Linked DNA regions of Homo sapiens: region 1 is linked to region 2. A link is a loop called in an ENCODE intact Hi-C map of the cell type or tissue named here. Cell type or tissue: K562. All regions are shown on one strand. Links, peaks and the distances in the headings refer to the core of each region. The heading gives the core; the rest is flanking DNA. Region 1 has its middle 290 kb from the start of HGF. Region 2 overlaps CACNA2D1 (calcium voltage-gated channel auxiliary subunit alpha2delta 1).

Evidence for each region. Peaks named below come from ENCODE experiments on the same cell type or tissue, not always from the same donor. Only the 100,000 strongest peaks of a DNase experiment are listed, where the experiment ranks them.
Region 1: a loop joins it to region 2, with 4 times the contacts of the local background. A loop is called at or near these places in 2 of 110 quality-filtered maps.

Annotation. Positions count from the first base shown.
Region 1 is chr7:81,477,989-81,488,655 of GRCh38, reverse strand. No RefSeq gene overlaps it. Among named protein-coding and RNA genes, the nearest start is that of HGF, 290 kb to the left of the region's middle. RefSeq lists an enhancer at 9,222-10,421. In K562, for the core only: a CTCF peak has its summit at 5,862 (motif pointing left); no DNase peak of the experiment used is centred there.
Region 2 is chr7:82,039,853-82,050,519 of GRCh38, reverse strand. All of the region lies in intron 10 of CACNA2D1 (calcium voltage-gated channel auxiliary subunit alpha2delta 1), which reads left to right. Among named protein-coding and RNA genes, the nearest start is that of CACNA2D1-AS1, 36 kb to the right of the region's middle. In K562, for the core only: a CTCF peak has its summit at 5,833 (motif pointing left); no DNase peak of the experiment used is centred there.

The DNA.
Region 1 (10,667 bases), core at 958-8,957, 560 kb after region 2:
GTTCTAGCCTAGAGTATAAGTAATCCAAAATAGACTAATGGAGGGAGATACTAAATAGTTGTGATTTTTCAGCCTAGCTATAGCAGCAAAAGTCCTTTTTATGTTTGCATCCATATACTGAGCTAGCTCACCCATTAAACAGACTCAGCCTTTTCCCTCCTCTGTCAGCTGGGACACCCAAAGTAACCTTAGGTTGAGGGAGAGGTGTTAGTGCAAACCTGGAGGTGTGAGTCACCAGAGCATGCAGCTAGTGTGTGCCCTCTGGCTCGGCTCAGGCCTGATCCCAGATGTACTTCCGTTTTACCATGAGTTGTTGTTGGCTTCACCCAACTTTTGATTTAGTTGTTCTGATAGAATGTTCATGATGTGTAGCTGTGGCCAGAGGGTCACTTAATATTCTATGATAAGATCAAATTCTTTATTTTTAGCACACTGGGATTTAAAAAAATTTTAAATTTATTTTCAATGGTGGAGGGCTTTCTGCTGCAGATTGCATGGACTTGCCATTACCTTTAAGCTCTATGGGTTTGCATGGTCATTCTTTTATGAAGGTTTCTCGTTAACTTCACAATTCTTTTTTTGCCATGGATTCTTATAGTAGTATAGAATCCTGCTGGGTCATATGGTCCAGGAGGTAGGAATGCTTACTCTACAGTCTAGACCTAGTACAGAGCTTTTTCCTGCTCTAAGCCCTGCTCAAAGTTGTTAGCTTTTTATGTCACCTGGTAAATAGATGGGTGTATGATATAGTTTGGCTTTGTGTCCCCACCCAAATCTCATATTGAATTGTAATCCCCACGTGTTGAGGGAGGAACCTGGTGGGATGTGATTGAATCATGGGGACAGTTTTCCCCCCTGCTGTTCTTGTGATAGTGAGTGAGTTCTCAGGAGATCTGACAGTTTTGTAAATGTTTGGCAATTTCCTCCTTCGTTCACTTCTCTCTTGTCTGCCGTCATATAAGAAGTGCTGGCTTCCCCTTCCACCGTGATTATAAGTTTCCTGAGACCTCCCCAGCCATGTGGAACTGTGAGTCAAATAAAACTCTTTCCATTATAAATTACCCCATCTCAGTATCTTCATAGCGGTGTAAGAATGAACAAATACACTGTAAGATTACGAGGTGTCATGTTTCCATCTTAGTGGGTGGGAAGTACAAAGTAAAAATTTCCTTTACTTTAGAGGGTATGTCATACAGCATATTCCAAACTGTGGGAACGACAATAAGAAATATCCTAAGGTGGCAGACCCCTGAATCTTTGTAGGATTCATCTCCCACCTTCTGATGTGCGTATGTCTTACAAAGCCTCCAACTTTATTATTACCTGTTGCTCATCTGTACAATTAATTTGATGGCATAGATATAATGGAACAATGTGATGTTATGTCCAATCATGGTCCCTTTGGACTACATTGTGACAGAAGGTGAGAGAATTAATCCCAAACTTGAGCAACATCATAAATATATATTATTGTTTATTCCATGAATGTGAATGCATTTTTCACATGGATAAAAATAACGCACTCACAAAATCAATGTCCATAATTATACCATTTACCTGAGGCAGTATTGGTATCGATAGCAACTTTATTAATATTGATATTGATGCTAACTCTAGCAGAATTCCTATACTCAGCCCAGCAGCTAAAATTTGGGCTACTTCTTGGTTGAGTGTGAGGTAGCACCCTCTCATCCACTAGGAGCCATTTACTTTTTGTAGAGGAAAGACTTGCAGTTTAAATGGGGCTAGAATGGGCACCACCATCATTCTTTGTGTATTACAGGTAGCACAAGTCTCTGCCATGCACCACCTACCCCCGGATTGTGATATTGTATTAGATTTACTCTCTTTTCCATGGAGGGGGCAGTTTTGAAGATGTACATTTGACCTTTGCCATAGGCCAAGGAGTTAACATGATTTTGCCAACAATCAAGTATATCCACATGCACGTATATAATTATACATCTGGGCACTATGGAGATATTCATCAGATGGGAAATGAGCTGAGCAGACCAATAGTGAACTAGACTTGGGCTGGGCCTCTGTTTATTTTACCTGGCTCCCATGAGTCCTAAATCTGAGGCCAGGGTGATGCTTCAGACCATAGGAATCAATGTCAATTTGAGCACTGTGTCCAATAGTTCTTAAAATGTTTGGTATTGCCCTTTACACTGATCACTTATAGAATTAAATGGCCTATGATTCCCTTGGAGAAAGAAAGAAACACTGGGGCAATTACTGCCATATACACAGGCTGTGATGTTGAAAGGTATTTTTCTTCCTCACGAGGAAGTTGCTCCTTCAGTTAATGAGCTCTTGGTCTGCAAATTATCTCAGCTGTGGGTACTGGGCATGGGATTATGGCTTTTTATTGGAGTGGCTGCCCTAAAACTTTAGAGCATGAATCTTTGAGTTACTTTTTGGTTGTATAAATTATGAAATATGCTAAAATCCTCAGCACTTTGGGAGGCTGAGGTGGGCGGATCACGAGGTCAGGACATTGAGACCATCCTGGCTAATACAGTGAAACCCCGTCTCTACTAAAAATACAAAAAAATTAGCCGGGCGTGGTGGCGGGCACTTGTAGTCCCAGCTACTTGGGAGGCTGAGGCAGGAAAATGGTGTGAACCCGGGAGGCGGAGCTTGCAGTGAGCCAAGATCCCACCACTGCGCTCCAGCCTTGGGGACAGAGTGAGACTCCGTCTCAGAAAAAAAAAAAAAAAAAAAGAAAAAAAGAAATATGCTAACTGGCTGTCCATCAATCTTGTACATGGAACAACATGTCCTAGTAACAATCTCCATAACTCTGGATCAGGTACTTCCAGCTGCTATTCTGACCATGTTTCTCATTATGATGTTTCTTATTTATGACTATTTATTATGATCTCCTGACCTCGTGATCCACCTGCCTTGGCCTCCCAAAGTACTGGGATTTACAGGCGTTATTTATGACTCTTAAGTGCACGGCTTCTCTCATTCTAGCATCTTAATATCACCATTGCAATCATTGTGCCCAGTTTCTATAATGACCCCTCCTACTATCAGCCCTGGCCTACAGAAAACAGCTACCACTGAGGTTCTCAATGGTGATGCCACTCTCACCAATGAATTTCTTATTGATTTAGTAAGTGCAGTTTCTGTGGGTCCTCCTGTGGAACACAGCTTGGAGGTGAGTATTCTACCCTTATATGGTGTATTTACTCTAGAATCTCATTTTTGTGAGCTGTTTGATCCCTTCTTGACCATTTGCTATGAGAATTCTATAATTCTTCATTTGGTGTGGCCTTTTCATTTTTCCAAGATTCCAGGAATATGTTAACACTGTTTCTTGTGGTTTGTGCTAGGGTATTAATCAATATTCATATTGATAAATTCTTCCTTATTAATTTTATGTTCCAGAACTCTAGATCCCTCAACCTGGACACCCTCAGGATTTAGTCCCATATGTACTCTCCCAGCTTCTGCTGGTACACTCTAGCTAGGTTTTGCAGCTTCTTTGGTGCACAGCTCTCCTTCCCCCATAGAATCAGCTCTTTGTCAGTTGGGTTATATTTTGACTTGATCCTAGTTATTGGTCTGATATCCAGGAGAGGAGTTGGAGGTTCATCCTGAATGACCTGAAAGTAAAATTGCAAGGGATTGTCTTCAAGCCAGTAGGTAGCACTAGTTCTTAACAGGGAGGAATAGGCCACTTTTGTAGGCCCACAAAGTTCAGAGAAGTCTGAGTTTCAAGTTTATCAAGTGTCTCATTTCAGACGTCTTGATTCCAGGATTCACTTCTTTATAATGAAGATCCTGACCATGGTGGAGCTGACATCCATGAGAATTAAATTTTCATTGGAGCTCCACTATACTTATATGTCCTGGGCTTGAGCTTAGCTTTTTCTTGCCTCTGGCTGTTGCAGTTTTATTAGTTTCTGTAGAGGTGTCATGATTCCTTGATTCTTTATAATACTTGTGTCCTTGCATTTGCTGTGCATTTGAAGAAATGGTCCATTCGTTTGGCCTTTACAGGTGTTCATTGTAGGAACAGACCTTCACTAATAGTCTAGCCTGTGATTCTGAAAGGGCTGACAACTCCAGGCAGAACTTGCTGTGGTTTCTCTAGTTGGCTGGGCCACTGCCTTTGCTCTGATGGCTGGGCTCTGCTGTCCAGAGAGACCACTGGTTAGGCAGAGACCAATGGTTGGGCTCTGCTATTAGAGGAAGCTACTGGTTGGGCTCCGCTATTAGGAAGAGTTGCCGGCTTGGTACTGTGATGCTCTCTGGTCAGGGTAGTCAGAAGATGTATTCCTTGGCTGGGCAATTTTACTATTTGGAATCTGCACTTGGGCAGGGCTTCAGGCTGGGCTTTGAAAGTTGCTGCTTGTGATGGGCAAGACAAGAGCCTATGCTCCTTAAAAATGTGTGATTAAGGGTTGCCTCCATTAGGTCAGAGCTGTAGGGTGGACTTTTGCCTGAGTCAAGATGCTACTTGACTTCCTGCGTCAAGCAGGTTTAGTTCCTACACTCCTGCAAAATGCACACGGGAGGTTGTTGGGCAGGCTTTTTGGCTGAGCTAAGTTACTTACTCTTTGGACTCCTAGGTTTTACAGGTCTAGCCCTTGTGCCTCTTAGAAATGTATGCATGTGGCTGTCTCCCTGCCTCAGCAGGATTATAAGGCAAGCTTTTTGGATGAGTGGAGCCACTGCTTGACCCAAGATATCTAGCCTGTGTGATTCTCAAAATGCGCAGAGGGGGGCATCTCCCTACCTGGGCAGGGTTGTTAGAGTAGGCTGTGTGCCTGGCCATGGAGGCTAGCCATCTAGGGACTCAAGCAAGGCTGAACTTCCCACTGTGCTTCTGAAAAAGATCAGTTCAGCTTTCTGGGTGGGCTATGAAGTTGGCTGGTAACTCTGATTGGGCACCGCAGCTGGTGTGAACACAGAGGTGCCACACAGATCCATATGCTAGTCACTGTGGCCTCTGCCTTCTTTCTTTGTTTCTACTTGACCCCAGGTGGTCTAGCCATGCCTTTACCCTTTTCTTTCCCTATGAGGTGAGACAGGCGGGATTCCTGGAAAGAAAGCATCTCAAAATGCTAGGGAAGCTGAATGACTGCCTCCAGTTCTCTTTCCCCACTGCAGAAACTATGGGTCCAGGGTAATGCTCTTCAACCAGTGTTGTGCCAACTTCGTGGTGGCGGGGGGGGAGACCATTCTTCTGACCCTTCTCACTCAATTTTCACTTAGGTATGTGTACCACATTGTCTCAGGCTCGTTTCCAATATTGGGCTTTTGAAGAAGATGTTCTGGTCTATGGATAATTGCTAGATAAGCTTACAAGGGGTGGGGGGAGTGTGTGTAGCCTGAGACTTTTTACTCCGCCATATTGCAGCCATCCTGACAATGATAAAAACTCTTAACAGACTAGGTATAGAAGGAAGTTGCCTCAACATAATAAAGGCTATATGTGACAAACCAACAGCTAACATCATACTAAATGGTTAAAAATTGAAAGCTTTTCCTCTACCACCAGAAACAAAACAAAAATGCTTCTTAACACCACTTCTATTCAGCATAGTACTGGAGATCCTAGCTAGAACCATTAGGCAAGAAAAAGAACTAAAATACATTCAAATTAGAAAGGAAGACAACAAAATTGTTTGCAGATGACATAATTCTTCTTGTTTTAACTTGATATAAAAATAATCATGTGATATTTTTCCAATTATTTATTAATTGTATTGAGTGTCATATATTTGAGAAAACATATAAAAATCCATTAATATTTAAAATAAAATGTGTTGGATACTCTGGGGAAACAAGTCACGTTAAATCTTAAACTTTATTCAAGGGAGATTTACAGCTAACATATGCCATCTAGTGGCACTAAAAGAAACTTCACTTACAAATTCATAACATTTCCATTTCTTAGCGTACTATACTTCTGCTTATTCTTATGAATCTTTATATATGCCACCCTAAGGGAGAAATTCTATTGAATTGAAGTCCCATAGTTTTTCATAGATTTCTTACAATGCATATTTTTATGCATACAATGTCATGAGAAAAGTAATAATTTGTCATCAAATCATAATATAATCTATTTGTCTGAATTCCACGCTTCCAACCACCAACATAACTCTTTACAAGATGATCAGACCTGATCCCCTTTTTTCTATTACATGTTAATGTAAATATACACTTAGACTGATGCTCTACATAAATTATCTTGAAAATGTTATATTAAGAAATATCTAAAACTAGTTCAGTTTTTATACGATTCATGTTTCTGTTTTTATAAAGCAGAATGTTAAAAAGCTTTCAAGTTTCATTACATGGAACTTCTTGCCACATCTTTTTTTTTTCAACCTATAAATTGTTCATTGTCAAACATGTATCACACTTTTGAATTAAGGCATTGATCATCCCCATTCTTTGTACCTCACATTGGTGACTGAAAAATGTTGTGCTCTGCTGGCAGAATAGAAGCCTCCAGAAACCTGGTCCTGTGCTCTGACACAAGAACCTAGTGCTAGTGAACATGATGATTCTAGTCCTTCTCTTGCTATAATCAGGTGGCGTCCATCAGTGACTAACTCTACAACTAGAAAATTACCTCTGCATAGAAATAACTAAGGTAGAAGAAGGAGTTACAACACCAAATAAAGCAAGAGGAGAAAGGTATTTCTCAATAAATTGAACTATTCCCACAGTCATTTCTAAAGACTGGTGCTAAAGAAATTGTGTTGGGAGGCCGAGGCAGGCGGATCACGAGGTCAGGAGATTGAGACCATCCTGGCTAACACGGTGAAACCCTGTCTCTACTAAAAATACAAAACATTAGCCGGGCTTGGTGGCAGGCGCCTGTAGTCTCAGCCACTCTGGAGGCTGAGGCAGGGGAAAGGAGAATGGCGTGAACCCGGGAGGCGGAGCTTGCAGTGAGCCAAGATTGTGCCACTGCACTCCAGCCTGGGTAACAGAGCGAGACTCTGTCTCAAAAAAAAAAAAAAAAAAAAAAAAAAAAAAGAAAAAGAAAAAGAAAAGAAAAAAGAAATTGTGAGTTTGTGAATTACTTTTTTGTGTGTGCCTCATATCTCCTTCAGTTCTGCTCTGATCTTATTTCTTGTCTTCTGCTAGCTTTTGCATTTGTTTGCTCTTTCTTCTCTAGTTCTTTTAATTGTGATATTAGGGTGTCGATTTTAGATCTTTCCTGCTTTCTCTTACAGGAATTTAGTGCTATAAATTTCTCTCTACACACTGCTTTACATGTGTCCCAGACATTCTGGTACGTTGTGTCTTTGTTCTCATTGGTTTCAAATAATATCTTTATTTCTGCCTTCATTTTGTTATTTACCCAGTAGTCATTCAGGAGCAGGTTGTTCAGTTTCCATGTAGTTGTGCCGTTTTGAGTGAGTTTCTTAATCCTGAGTTCTAATTTGATTGTACAGTTTGTTGGGCCTTCTGTTCTTTTACATTTGCTTTACTTCTAATTATGTGGTCAATTTTAGAATAAGTGTGATGTGGTGCTGAAAAGAATGTATATTCTGTTGATGTGGGGTGGAGAATTCTGTAGATGTCTGTTAGGTTTGCTTGGTCCAGAGCTGAGTTCAAGTCTTGTATATCCTTGTTAATTTTCTGTCCTGTTGATCTGTCTAATATTGACAATGGGGTGTTAAAGTCTCCCGTTATTATTGTGTGGGAGTCTAAGTCTCTTTGCAGGTCTCTAAGAACTTGCTTTATGAATCTGGGTGCTCCTGTACTGGATGCATATATATATTTAGGACAGTTAGCTCTTCTTGTTAAATTAATCCCTTTACCATTATCTAATGGCTTTCTTTGTCTCTTGATCTTTGTTAGTTTAAAGTCTGTTTTATCAGAGACTAGGATTGCAATCCCTGCTTTTTTTTTTGCTTTCCATTTGCTTAGTAGATCTTCCTCCATCCCTTCATTTTGAGCATAAGTGTGTCCGCACGTGAGATGAGTCTCCTGAATACAGCACACTGATGGGTCTTGACTCTTTATCCAATTTGCCAGTCTGTGTCTTAATTGGGGCATTTAGCCCATTTACATTTAAAGTTAATATTGTTATGTGTGAATTTGATCCTATCATTATGATGTTAGTTGGTTATTTTGCCCATTAATTGATGCAGTTTATTCCTAGCCTTGATGGTCTTCACAATTTGGCATGTTTTTGCAGTGGCTGGTACTGGTTGTTCCTTTCCATGTTTAGTGCTTCCTTCAGGAGATCTTATAAGGCAGGCCTGGTGGGGACAAAATCTCTCAGCATTTGCTTGTCTGTAAAGGATTTTATTTCTCCTTCTCTTATGAAGCTTAGTTTGGCTGGATATGAAATTCTGGGTTGAAAACTCTTTTCTTTAAGATTGTTGAATATTGGCCCCACTCTCTTCTGGCTTGCAGGGTTTCTGCTGAGAGATCTGCTGTTAGTCTGATGGGCTTCCCTTTGTTGGTAACTCAACCTTTCTCTCTGGCTGCCCTTAACATTTTTTCCTTCATTTCAACCTTGGTGAATCTGAAGATTATGTGTCTTAGGGTTGCTCTTCTTGAGGAATATCTTTGTGGGGTTCTCTGTATTTCCTGAATTTGAATGTTGGCCTGCCTTGCTAAGTTGGGGAAGTTCTCCTGGATAATATCCTGAAAAGCGTTTTCTAACTTGGTTCCATTCTCCCTATCACTTTCAGGTACACCAATCAGACATAGATTTGGTCTTTTCACATAGTCTCATATTTCTTTGAGCCTTTGTTCATTTCTTTTCACTCTTTTTTTCTCTACCCTTGTCTTCTCACTTTATTTCATTAATTTGATCTTCAATCACTGATATCCTTTCTTCCACGTGATTGAATCGGCTACTGAAGCTTGTGTGTGCTTCACGAAGTTCTCGTATTGTGGTTTTCAGCTCCATCAGGTCATTTACGCATTTCTCTAAAATGTTTATTCTAGTTAGCGATTCATCTAACCTTTTTTCAAGGTTCTTAGCTTCCTTGCTTTGGGTTAGAACATGCTCCTTTAGCTCAGAGAAGTTTGTTATTATCCACCTTCCGAAGCCTACTTCTGTCACTTCGTCAAACTCATTCTCCATCCAGTTTTGTTCCCTTGCTGGCGAGGAGTTGTGCTCCTTTGGAGGAGAAGAGGTGTTCTGGTTTTTGGAATTTTCACCTTTTCTGTGCTGGTTTCTCCCCATCTTTGTGGTTTTTATCTACCTTTGGTCTTTGATGATGGTGACCTACAGACGGGGTTTTGGTGTGGATGTCCTTTTTGTTGATGTTGATGCTATTCCTTTCTGTTTGTTAGTTTTCCTTCTAACAGACCAGACCCTCAGCTGGAGATCTGTTGGAGTTTGCTGGAGGTCCACTACAGACCCTGTTTGCCTGGGTATCACCAGCGGAGGCTGCAGAACAGCAAATATTGCTGCCTGATCTTCCTCTGGAAGCTTCCTTCTTTCTGGAAGCTACTGGGAGGTGTCTCCCAGTCAGGCTACACGGGGGTCAGGGACCCACTTGAGGAGGCAGTCTGTCCATTATTGGAGCTCGAACGCTGTGCTGGGAGAACCACTACTGTCTTCAGAGCTGTCAGGCAGGGACGATTAAGTCTACAGAAGCTGTCTGCTGCCTTTTGTTCAGATATGCCCTGCCCCCATAGGTGGACTCTAGAGAGGCAGTAGGTCTTGCTGAGCTGCGCTGGGCTCCACCCAGTTCAAGCTTCCCTGCCACTTTGTTTACACTGTGAGCATAGAACTGCCTACTCAAGCCTCAGCAATGGAAAAAGCCCCTCCCCCTGCCAGGCTTCAGCTTCCCAGGTCTATCTCAGGCTGCTGCACTAGCAGCGAGCAAGGCTCTGTGGGCATGGGACCTGCGGAGCCAAGCAAGGGAATTTCCTGGTCTGCTGGTTGTGAAGCTGTGGGAGTAGCACAGTATTTGCGCAGGAGTGTACTGTTCCTCCAGGTACAGTCACTCACGGCTTCCTTTGGCTAGGAAAAGGAAATGCCCTGACCTCTTGCTCTTCCGGGGTGAGGCGACACCCCACCCTGCTTTGGCTCACCCTCTGTGGGCTGCACCCACTGTCCAACCAATCCCAGTGAGATGAACCAGGTACCTTAGTTGGAAATGCAGAAATCACCTGTCTTCTTTGTCCATCTCGCTGGGAGCTGTAGATTGAAGCTGTACCTTTCAGCCATCTTGGAAGTGAACCCTACATTTTGTTTTGTTTTGTTTTGTTTTTTGAGATGGACTCTCACACTGTTGCCCAGGATGTAGTGCAGTGGCATGACGTCAGCTCACTGCAACCTCTGCCTCCCCAGCTGAAGTGATTATCCTGCCTCAGCCTCCTGAGTAGCTGGGATTACAGGTGCCTGCCACCACGCCCAGCTAGTTTTTGTATTTTTGTAGAGACAGGGTTTCACCATGTTGCCCAGGCTGGTCTCTAACTCCTGGACTCAAGTGATCCACCCACCTCAGCCTCCCAAAGTGCTGGGATTACAAGCAGGAGCCACTGCACTCGGCCTCTGAATTACTTTTTAATAGGTAGTTAGAGGTATGCTTATTTTGTGATACTCACTTCGAAATTGGAATTGCAATTGAAATTTTGTTGTCCATTTGCCCTACATTTATCTCATGGAGCTGCAGTCAGAAGATGTGCTTTTCACATAGCAGATACTCAAGGAATGG
Region 2 (10,667 bases), core at 1,596-9,595:
ATAAGATCAGGGACTTCCTCATCTTGGGACTCCTGGCTGGAAACCCATCTCACTACCTATGCAGGTGACCCCTGGCTGTCCTCCTGTCATCCTGTGGGAATTGAGGTTTGGGCAGCTTGTGCAAACAAAGATGTTACTCTGCTCCTCTGTTGCTATGAGTAATAAACTCTTTGTCTCTGACTCAGAGGGCTTGTATTTTTTCTGCCTTTTATCTATGACACTGTAGGAGGCTTACTTGTTAGCTTACAACTGCTATAAAATCTCAGACATTTCAGTTCCTGACTTGATTGTTTAACACCAACTAATACCAGAGCAGGAGGTTGTTTAAATATGGAGTTGCACTGTGTAGGCAAGTAAGAGATGATTTCAATTGTTCCATTTCCTATGTGCTTTAAATTTCAGATTTCCTTCTAAAATATGCCTAATGTATTCCTAGACAAGGACATGTTTTGTTGGCTTTTTTAGATAAGGAACTTCGCTACTCAGCCTATGAAAATGAGTACAATTGTAAATTGCTGCACAATTTGAACTTAAAAGCAATTTCTATCCCCCAGTGCTAAAAGTTTCTTAGAAAACAGACCCTCTTTTTGCCAGAGCTCAAAGAAAATAAAAGATATTTGCCATGTCAATACAGTTTTGTGACAAATCTAAGAGAATAATTTCTTGTCTTATCAAAAGCCATCCATCTAGAGTTCAGGAAAACTTTATGTTGATCTATTGCTCATTTATGTCAACAAGAAGACTGCAGTTTATTCTCTTGCCATCGAAGTGGGGCCTGTAGCCAAGCAGTCTGAGCCTTGCCTGGGAGCTCTGTTAAGCAATGGGTACAAATGCAGCATCTCAAGCTGCACTCCAGAGCTAAGGAGAACATCTGCATTTGGAAAGTCCCCCGGGTGATTCCTGTGCAGGGGTTTTTATCGCATTACTGTTAACTGTGTGTACAACTGGCGGGCTTTGCGTCATTATAGAAGAGGAAATCAGTATACTAAAGAGGTACCTTTAGCAAGTTCAGCAGATGATTAACTGGGGCTTGTTGTAAATAATCATGTTTTTCACTGACTCAGATTTTAAGAGCTTGGTAATTATAGAATTCTTAATACTATGGATGTTTGAATATTTTTATTTTGTAGACATTTGTTTCTTTGGGGATGGGAGGAGGTCTTAAAACAGGAAGAAATGGAATTAAGAGAATTTGTTAAAAGAAGAAGAATTCTATCTTCTTATGCACTTTTTTTAGGTAAAGATGGGACCTTTATAAAAGTATTTTCATTTAAAAGACATAAAGAAATTATGGACAGTAAGAAAAGATCAAAGAAAAGGACAAATTTAGTTGTTATAATAGCAGGGCAAAGCCGCCAAGGTTATTTAGGATTTTTCTTTTTTTTTTTTTTTTATGAGTTGCCAGAAGATAACTTAATTGCTTTGGAAATATAAAGAGAGTTTATAAGAAGGTGTTGACAAGTACAATAAGTATTTTTTTCCCATTAATTACATGGTACACTAAGTTTTTGGCACTTAGAAATTCGTCGTATATGTAAAAAGGAAACAGCAAAGTAATATTCAGGGTGAGGCAAAGGGAATAATTTTATTCTAAACTGAACTATTGTTTTTAGAATTATAAAAGTTATTGACTTATTTGATGGGGCTTGAAGGACTAGGAAAAGATGTCATGTATGTGAGTACTTATTAGATGAAATTTTTTAAATTATAGTTTCATTTAATTTTGAGTGTAGGTAAAGAGAGTGACTTGGGCTGGCCTGAGCAATAGATGTAGGAGAATTGTTCAGAGTTCTTTAAATTAAATTAAACTATCATATTTGTTCTTAATTATTTAGTAGGCTTAAAATTCAAAAGAAATTCAAATGTAAATTGACACTATGAGAACTTATTTGTAAAATGCATACACTGCAATCTTAATTGTTGAATAAAAATCTATTTCATCAAATTCCTAGAGGAATAAAAAAAGCATTTTGAGAATTTCGATGTATATATTATAGCTTGAAAACTAATATGCTAAGACATGAAAATATTTTTACCTTATGTTAATGTATAAGAGATTTTTCATAAAGTGACAATTTGTATAAGTTCTAAACTTCAAATAAAAATATTGGCAATTTTTTCTACAACTAATTCACCTTTGTAATGTTTTGTTCAGTAATCCATGTTTATTGCACACTTTAAAATATATTTTAAAATGTTATGAAATCTCTCCTGCTATGTAGTTTGATAGGTATCTTCTTTACCTATCTTTTTGTCATTAATTTATATCATAATCATGCTCTAAGTTTTCCAGATGTATATAATTTGTCTCAGTGGAACTGAGTTAAATTGAATATAATTCCTTCAACCCTAGTTGATAACTGTCATCAGCTGTTTCTGCATCCCAGATACAATTTAATGTTTATAAGAATTCATTGGTGATGTGAATAAACTTTCTTAAAAGGCGGATGTATCCTTTCTGTCTAGTGAATGTCTTGTAGATGTGTACAGATGAGAAATTACTTCTGCTTACCATTACATGAATCTGGATGCTTCCAGGCCTAGATAGCTGCCTGATCATCCCCCAGATCTTCCCCCAGCTCAGGTCTTTGCTCAAATACTGCGTGATAGAGAGGCCTTCCCTGACTACTGTCTCTCAGACAGCATTCCGATTTTAGTTATTCAACCACTTCGTTTATTTAATATTTCACGTCACTTCATTTTTTCTATCATTTCTCTTCACCTGATATTTTACATATGTTTGTTATTTTCTATATCTCTGTATTCCCTCCTCTCCAAGAATGTACGCTTCTTTGAGTATAGAGAGAGTCTTTTTTGTACTAATGTTACTGTACATAGAGTAGTTCAAGGCACGTAGTGGTGGTTCTTGAATTGACTCTACCTTTTGTCAATCAGAACAGTGCTGAACAAAAAATGTACTAGATGGATGTCAGAATTTTATAAACAGTTTCAATCAGTGATAAGTTAACTTTGTGTTCTTATGTGGCCAGTCATCCTCACTCATATGATCAGTATTGTAGTATCTCTGCTCTACAAACACATTAGTTATGTATGCCATTCTTATTGTGTTCTTCAAGCAAACTGAGCCATCTGTTTTAGTTTATTTTTCAACTAGGGAATTTTCCAAGTACTCAGCTTCAGGTATCATGAAAATATTGTACATATTGGTCATGTCTGCTTCACAGTGTTGGTAAAGGGGACCAGATCAGACAGTATGTGATTGTTTCATCATTTCATTAAGGTTTTGTCTTCAGGAGCTGGCATTCAAATTTCTAGAGGGCTATGCAAAAAACATTTGTAATGGAAATAATACTGATAAGGTTATTGTACCTGGAGAATGATGGAGTGGGAAAGAAAGCTGCCCATTTTTCCAGTTGGAAAAGTGCTGTGGACTCAGGAGTGCACAGTGGTTGGTTAAGAGATGGTTGAGAAGACAGAAATGTCAGGTGGAGATGCAGGGGGATCCTAAATTCAGTTTACATTTCAAGTAAAAGAACAGCATACTTTCAATGGCTTCAAATGTTTTTAAATGAATATGATTAGAGAATTATAAAATTTTCTCTATCAAAATATAAAAAGAATATATTAAAAATGGTAATTGGGACTTATTCAGAAATCCATCCAAGATTTCAACAAGGTAAACAGACTAAATATAGGTTACATCATGATTTGAGTTGTTTGAAATATTTGTTTAAAAATGAAAATATTTATTGAAATGTTTGATGAATGATGATTTACATTTATAGGCAAACACAATTCGTGTCTTTATAATTATAGGGAATTGTATTCCATTTTATCTACTGGTGCCATTTTTTAGACATATACAGAATTTATTCCATATTTACATTTTTGTCCTGATTGTTAAACTAGCTGATGTAAATTATATAATTTTAGAATTTGAAGGGCTTTCCACCTAATCTAGAAAAACCCTTTATTTCAGAAAGGAGCAATCTGCAGCTTAGGGGAGATAATTGAATCAGTTTTGGCTGTAATGCTTATTAGAGGCAAGGCCTGGACTAGACTTGGTTTTCCTAAATTGATTAAAGAAGAGATAATTCATTCTCAATATGTTTCTTTTTTTATACAATGGACCAAGGAAACCGCAAACCAGCAGCCACTGTTGGGAACAGCACCGTCAACTTGAAGAGTGGAGTGGCCAACTCCATGAGTGTCATTAGTGAAGATATTTATGTCTCTGACTGTGAGAGGGTGACCATACCTTCTAGTTTTCCCTGGACAGGGATTAACGACAGAAATTAAAATCACATTCACAACATTAGCAAAAGTCATGAATTAACTAGCAGTACTTTTAGTAATATATTTAGGACCTATATTAAAGATAGAGAAAAGAGTGTGAGAGATATATTTAAAAGATTTGATATTTGGAATTAATGAATAATTTTTCCTGGAATGAAAAGGATACCCATGTGAAGATAGCAGTTTTTCTAATTTACTCATGAGAGCAATTTTAATTTGACAAAAATTTCTAAAGTTACTGCAGTAGGAAGACAGTTGTGAAGAATATCACATGACGGGATGTGGTAGCTTTCTCCTCTGTTATTAAACTGTAATTGAAAATGATTAAAGACCTTAGAGAAAAGTGCGTCAGGGAATTTGCGCTTGGGGTTGAGCTCTGAATCTTGGTTGCTGTTTGACTCTGAACACTTTAACATCGTACACCTCATTTCCTCAACTATATAATGGGAAGCCTATTAAAACTAAAACTGTAGCTTGTTGAAAGTTAAACAACTTAATGGATATCAAGTGTTTAGCCTGGCACGCAGGTGATTCTCAATACATGTTAGCTAATACTTTTTAAAATTATTCATATTAAAAAGCAAGCTCATGAAATAACGGAGGGACAAAGGACTAAAAAATTACAGAAATGTATTCAAAATCTTAATTTGTTGTAAGGAATGTATCATGAATGAATGTATCATAAATGGGAAATTTCGCTATTTGTAAAAACAAATTGCCTAATTTTGTTATCACCTCATAGTGTTGGGGAAACTAAATTCCACCATGACTATATACCAAAACCCATGAAACATCAGTAAGGTTACAGATGAATAATTTCCTGACTGATAGACGGTTGATTTTCTAAGTACAAAACTCTTTTAAGAAATAGTAAAGGAATAGGCTCATAGGTTTAGATTAAATAGTAAGCAACAATCTGGAAAAACAGAACTACACAAAAATTAATATATGAGAAGGGTCATTTTGCTAGCAATCAAATTCAAATAGTTAAAATATTGAAATATTTTTATTTACAGTTCAGCAAATAAAAAATGGGAAGTGTTTATGAGGCTGCAGTGAAACTAGCACATATATACTTTAAATTGGCACAAAATTTTTGGAAAGTAATTTGGTAACAGATAACCTAGAAAGCATTTTTTTCTATTAATCTGGGCTTTTCTATTCATTTATTGACTTCTGAAATTCAAAGACATACTAAACATACAAAAATGCAGCTAAGTCACAGTAGCAAATGAACCAAAGTCCTGACTGCAGTTATAACATTTCACCCAGACATTGAATTCTAAACAGCCACTTTATAAATCTTATTTCTTATCAGTTTTCCAGAAATAACTCTTAACTGGGAATGTATCCACATATGTAAGAATAAATGTTATCAGCTATTTTATCCGGATTTTAGAATAATCATTTTCATATAATCTCTTATAGTCCAAATCTACTATGAAAAATATGAAAATCAAAATAAATTTTGAAAGTTTTTTAAAAATAGGAATAAGTACATAAAACAAGCACAGCCAAAATTTTGGAGCGCACAGCCTCTGGTCATTTTCCTTTTATTTTCCTGCATTGCCATCTGGTGGCCAAAATGTGGATAGTGTCTGATACCATAATTTGTGTTTGTACTTACTAATATGCAAAATTTTATTGTTTCTTATTTAAATTATTTAATCTTACAAAATATAAATTTGTTGTGTATGTTATCCATCATAGTTAACTTGTGTAAATAAGTGTACTAATATTATTTTAATTTAAAAAATCCTTTTCCAAAGCAGTCAGGTCTGGATTTGAATTATTATTTTTGCTGATGATTACATGGCTTGAGCCAACAATTTTGCACCATTATTTATTTTACATGCCAGAAATAGAGAAAATAAAACATTAAGACATGTTAAGTAATAAATATTGAACAATTTTTTCAGAAACTATAGTTGTGTCCTATTTTTGCTTCTTAAAAATGCTTTAGGACTAAACAATGTACAAAGTACCCTAAAGAAAGCCTGCCTTTAAACATTTAGAATCCATACATAGGAGAACGGTCTTTCTGAGGGGAAGGGATGCGAATTAATAGACATGTTGAGAGCTGGATACAGTGGCTCATGCCTGTAATTCCAGCTGCTTGGGAGGCCAAGGTGGGAGGATCACTTGAGGCCAGGAATTCGAAACCAGTCTGGGCAAAATAGTAAGACCCTTTCTCATTTTTAAAACTAAAAATAATTTTAAAAAGACAGGTTGAGTGGGCAAATAATAAATGAGCTACTTCTCTTTCACTGAAGTTTCAAGTAGAATATGTGACCTTAAGAATGTCTTTTGTCATTAATTCTTAATGTTTCCAGTGCAGAACTACTTGACTGCACTAAACCATTCAAAGGAAGACTTGGTACTCCAAGAAGATGTGTTCTAGTTGCCATTTCCAGACAAAGGGCACTTCCCGTAACTTTCTGCTTCTTTGACTTGTAGCGTGTATTAAGGCAACAGGAATATTTCATTGTTTGTATCCTGACATAATGTGATGACAAGCAGAGTCCCTCTTCTCAGAAATATTTTATGGAATGATTTCATATTCAGCAGGGGAAATTAGAGCAAAAATAGAGACTGCCTTTACAAAACCAAAAGCTTGGGTTATTTCATTTGAGATACTGATACTTTGTTTTGACTGGAAAGCATCTTTCAATTTGTGTACCTGACTGGGATATTTAATAAGAAGTTTCTTTGGAAGTATTGAAATGCATTGATCATAGTTTTATCAGAAACTGTTTCAAACACCAAACTAATGTTTGAGGGACACTTGTATCATCCTGTTAGTGAACTTTATTTCAAGCTCAATACAGCTGAGGCAGTTTATCTGAATCTTATGAATTAGGAATCTGTTCTAATTTTAGTACTGAGTATCCTAATCCTTTTTACTAAAATAATTTTTAAAACAATAGAGTTGCCATTTAACATCTACTGTATGTCAGACTCTATGTTAGATGTTCTGTATATCTTTATTTGAGTATTTTAATGTCTATTTGGACAGAGTATTTGTACTTTTGAATGTACAAGTTTAACAACATATTGCAGAGCTAAGATGCAATTCATCTACTTATAAATCTATAGCTTGATTATTGATTAACATTTTACACTGACTTCTAATTTCCATAGTTTGATTATTGATCAACATTTTATACTGGCTTCTAATTTTCTTAAAGTCCACATCCAAAGAGTTTAAACATTTATCCATTATTCATTTATTCAGTAAATATTTATAGCATGTTTATTACATGCCAAGTACAGAAAATGCAGTGGTGGTGTGGACATATTCTCTGGCCATGTGGGCTAATAATCCAATAGAGGGGTCTATTTATTAAGCTAGGATACAGAGAAATATGAAATTATAACTGGTGCTCTGTAAAAAAGAGATAGATTTAAGAGAGCTTAGTATTGGGTGACTTAATCTAGTCAGGGAAGGTCATGAAAACTTTCATGAGGACTGAGTGAAGAAGGGAGAAAAAGTATTGTAGGCAGAGGAACAGTACATATAGTGGGAAAAAGTGTTTTTGGCAGAAGGAACAAGAGATGTGGAAGGGCAAAGGAAAGAATGCCCCAATGCTGGAGTAGAAATACAAACCCTCCAGGATTTTTACCCCAGATGCCCATGTTAACACACGTGCCTTCCTATCTAAACAGGCTAACAGAAATTGTCCTCAGCAGTTCTAATGAGTGACCTACTTAGTTGAATTTTCTGGGATTGGAAAAGGAATCAATGTGATGTTAGTTTGGATTTCTGACTCTGTCATGTTAAATACACACTTTTACAAGAAGTATTTTCTTAATTGATGAAAAAATCAGAGCTCCTTCAATCTCTTTTCACTCGCCATATACCATTTCAAAGTTCTGTAATATATTTGCTATTACACTTTTGCTCTAAGGTTTTTAATATGTGGTTTTAAATTAGTATGTAGGCACGTGTTATCAAAGACTGCCACTTCAGCCCATGAAAATTAACCTATTTTTAAAACATACATAATACGATATAAGCTGATGAGTCTAAGATATCTGTGAAATATAGTCTTATCTGATTGTAAACTTTCAAATTTCTCATCACTTTCCTAGGAGAGTAAGATTTGCTATAGGGAGTTATACTTTGTAAGTTATTCCTTTCTGTACATTATTTGTGAGTTTTACTATGAGTGCAATTATAGTAATTCTGTTATACACTACTGAATATATATTTAATGAATGAATTTACATTTAATCAGTTTGTGTTAAAGTCACTTAATGAGATGCTTCACTTTTCTGTGTTAAAAGCAGGTCAAGGCCAACTGAAAGACTCTGAGCAATACATTATTCAGTGCTCAATTTCTGCATAACTTGTACCTTTATGGTGATTCATGGTTTAAATAAGTCAGTTAATAATATTTCCTGTAACCATTTCTAATAATTCTCTAAGGTCACTTTACTATTAATGTATTGGCAAACTGTATTTTTACTTACCAATACAGGGAAATGCTAACATTTATTTGTTTTGAAAATGGAACATGTAGAATAAGCTTGCATCCAATAACCAAAGAATAGAAGAGTGATAAAAGAGGCAGTGGGACTGGTCATTTGGACCTGAAGATACTCAGTTTTCAATATTTGAATTTATAGAAAACAGTAAATAAATATACTGGAACTTTATTCTCACACTGGTGATATTCATGAAAGTCTTGTTCAAAATAAACATGAAAAAGGACTTACTATCTGTGCAGGACATTTTACCTCTTGTTTTTTCTTTTCTCTAAGCCTTCCTTCTCCTCTCATTATCCTGATCATCTTGCCTCATTGTTAAAGGAGACAAATGCCACAGACAGTAACTATCATCATCCAAATCCACATACCACCTGGCTCGGTCAGCTTCCACTCTTCTTTCCTAGAATAATGAAGTTGATGTGCATTTTCCTAAAGGGCCATTCCTCTGTGTGTCACCTGGATCCATCTGTCCCTACCTTTCGACGAGCTTTATTTTTTACCTCTCTTCTATTTCCTGCATCTTTTTCTTCCTTCTCTCTTTAACACCAGTCTTCTTATGCTTGAGTGACCCCTAGCTTTAAAATAGACTTTTCTTGACCCCCAGTCTACCCTACAGATGCCACCCTGTTTTCCAGCTCTGCATCCAGCCAAGGCACTTTGCAGATTTGCCTGCATTCAGATGCTCCTGCTGTCCATTCGTTCTGCCCTCCCCACCCCCCCAACCCAAGGCTGCCTACATAATGTGGATGAGTTCACCAGGCATTTTTTTGTTTGTTTTGTTTTGTTGTGTTTTTCTGAGATGGAGTTTCGCTCTTGTTGCCCAGGCTGGAGTGCAATGGCGTGATCTTGGCTCACTGCAACCTCCGCCTCCCTGGTTCAAGTGATTCTCCTGCCTCAGCCTCATGAGTAGCTGGCATTACAAGCATGCACCACCACACCTGGCTAATTTTGTATTTTTTAGTAGAGACGGGGTTTCTCCATGTTGGTCAGGCTGGTCTCAAACTCCCGACCTCAGGTGATCCACCCGTCTTGGCCTCCCAAAATGCTGGGATTACTGGTCTGAACCACTGTGCCCGGCCCTACTGGGCAGTTTTAAGTCCCCATCTTCCCTGTCTCCACACAGTGTCTTCCTTTTGACACATTTTTCTCTCATCCAAAACAGTCCAATCTCCTGATTTCTCTCCTGTTTCCATGGAAACTTGCTCTTACTTAGTTTTCTCAGGGACTGCTATTCTACTCTACTTTTTTTTGTTTTGTTTTCCTATGGCTTTAAACCATTTTTTTTTCCTGAAGCCTTCTGTTTTTTTTTTTTTTTTTTTGAATAAATTATTTAGCCAAGACTTCTTTTGAGCCTCATGCTTTAAATGTTATCATTTCTTGACATGTACACTTGCATATCTCACATGTATTGAAACCTCACCCTAAATTGAACTCTGTGCTTCTCTTCTCTATTCCTCAATTATCCCTGAACCAGTCATCCCTCCAGTCCTCTATCCTTCCAGATGCCCATGTCAGAAACCTGGCAGTTATTGAAGATACCGCTCTGTTATGCATCCTCCTGCTAAATCCACCACCAAGTCCTATTTGATTCTTTCTCAGAAATACCTCCTGAATTCTTCCCTTTCTAACCATCTCCACAAATAACAAAACCACTATGTATTTTCAGCTAGGTTACTGCAAAGCCTTCTGATTACTCTCCCTGCTTTATATTGTGCTCATCTCAAGTCCATTTTCCACACAGCAGCTAGGATGCACTCTTAAAATTCCAGATTCAATTATTTTACATTTGGCTTAAGATCTTCCAGTGACTTTCCATTTCACAGAAAATAAAATCATCTTCAGCATTTCCATTAGACTCCACATGATCTAGCCCTTGCCTCCCTCTCTGAACTCATTTTATGTCTTTTGTCCTCCTATGA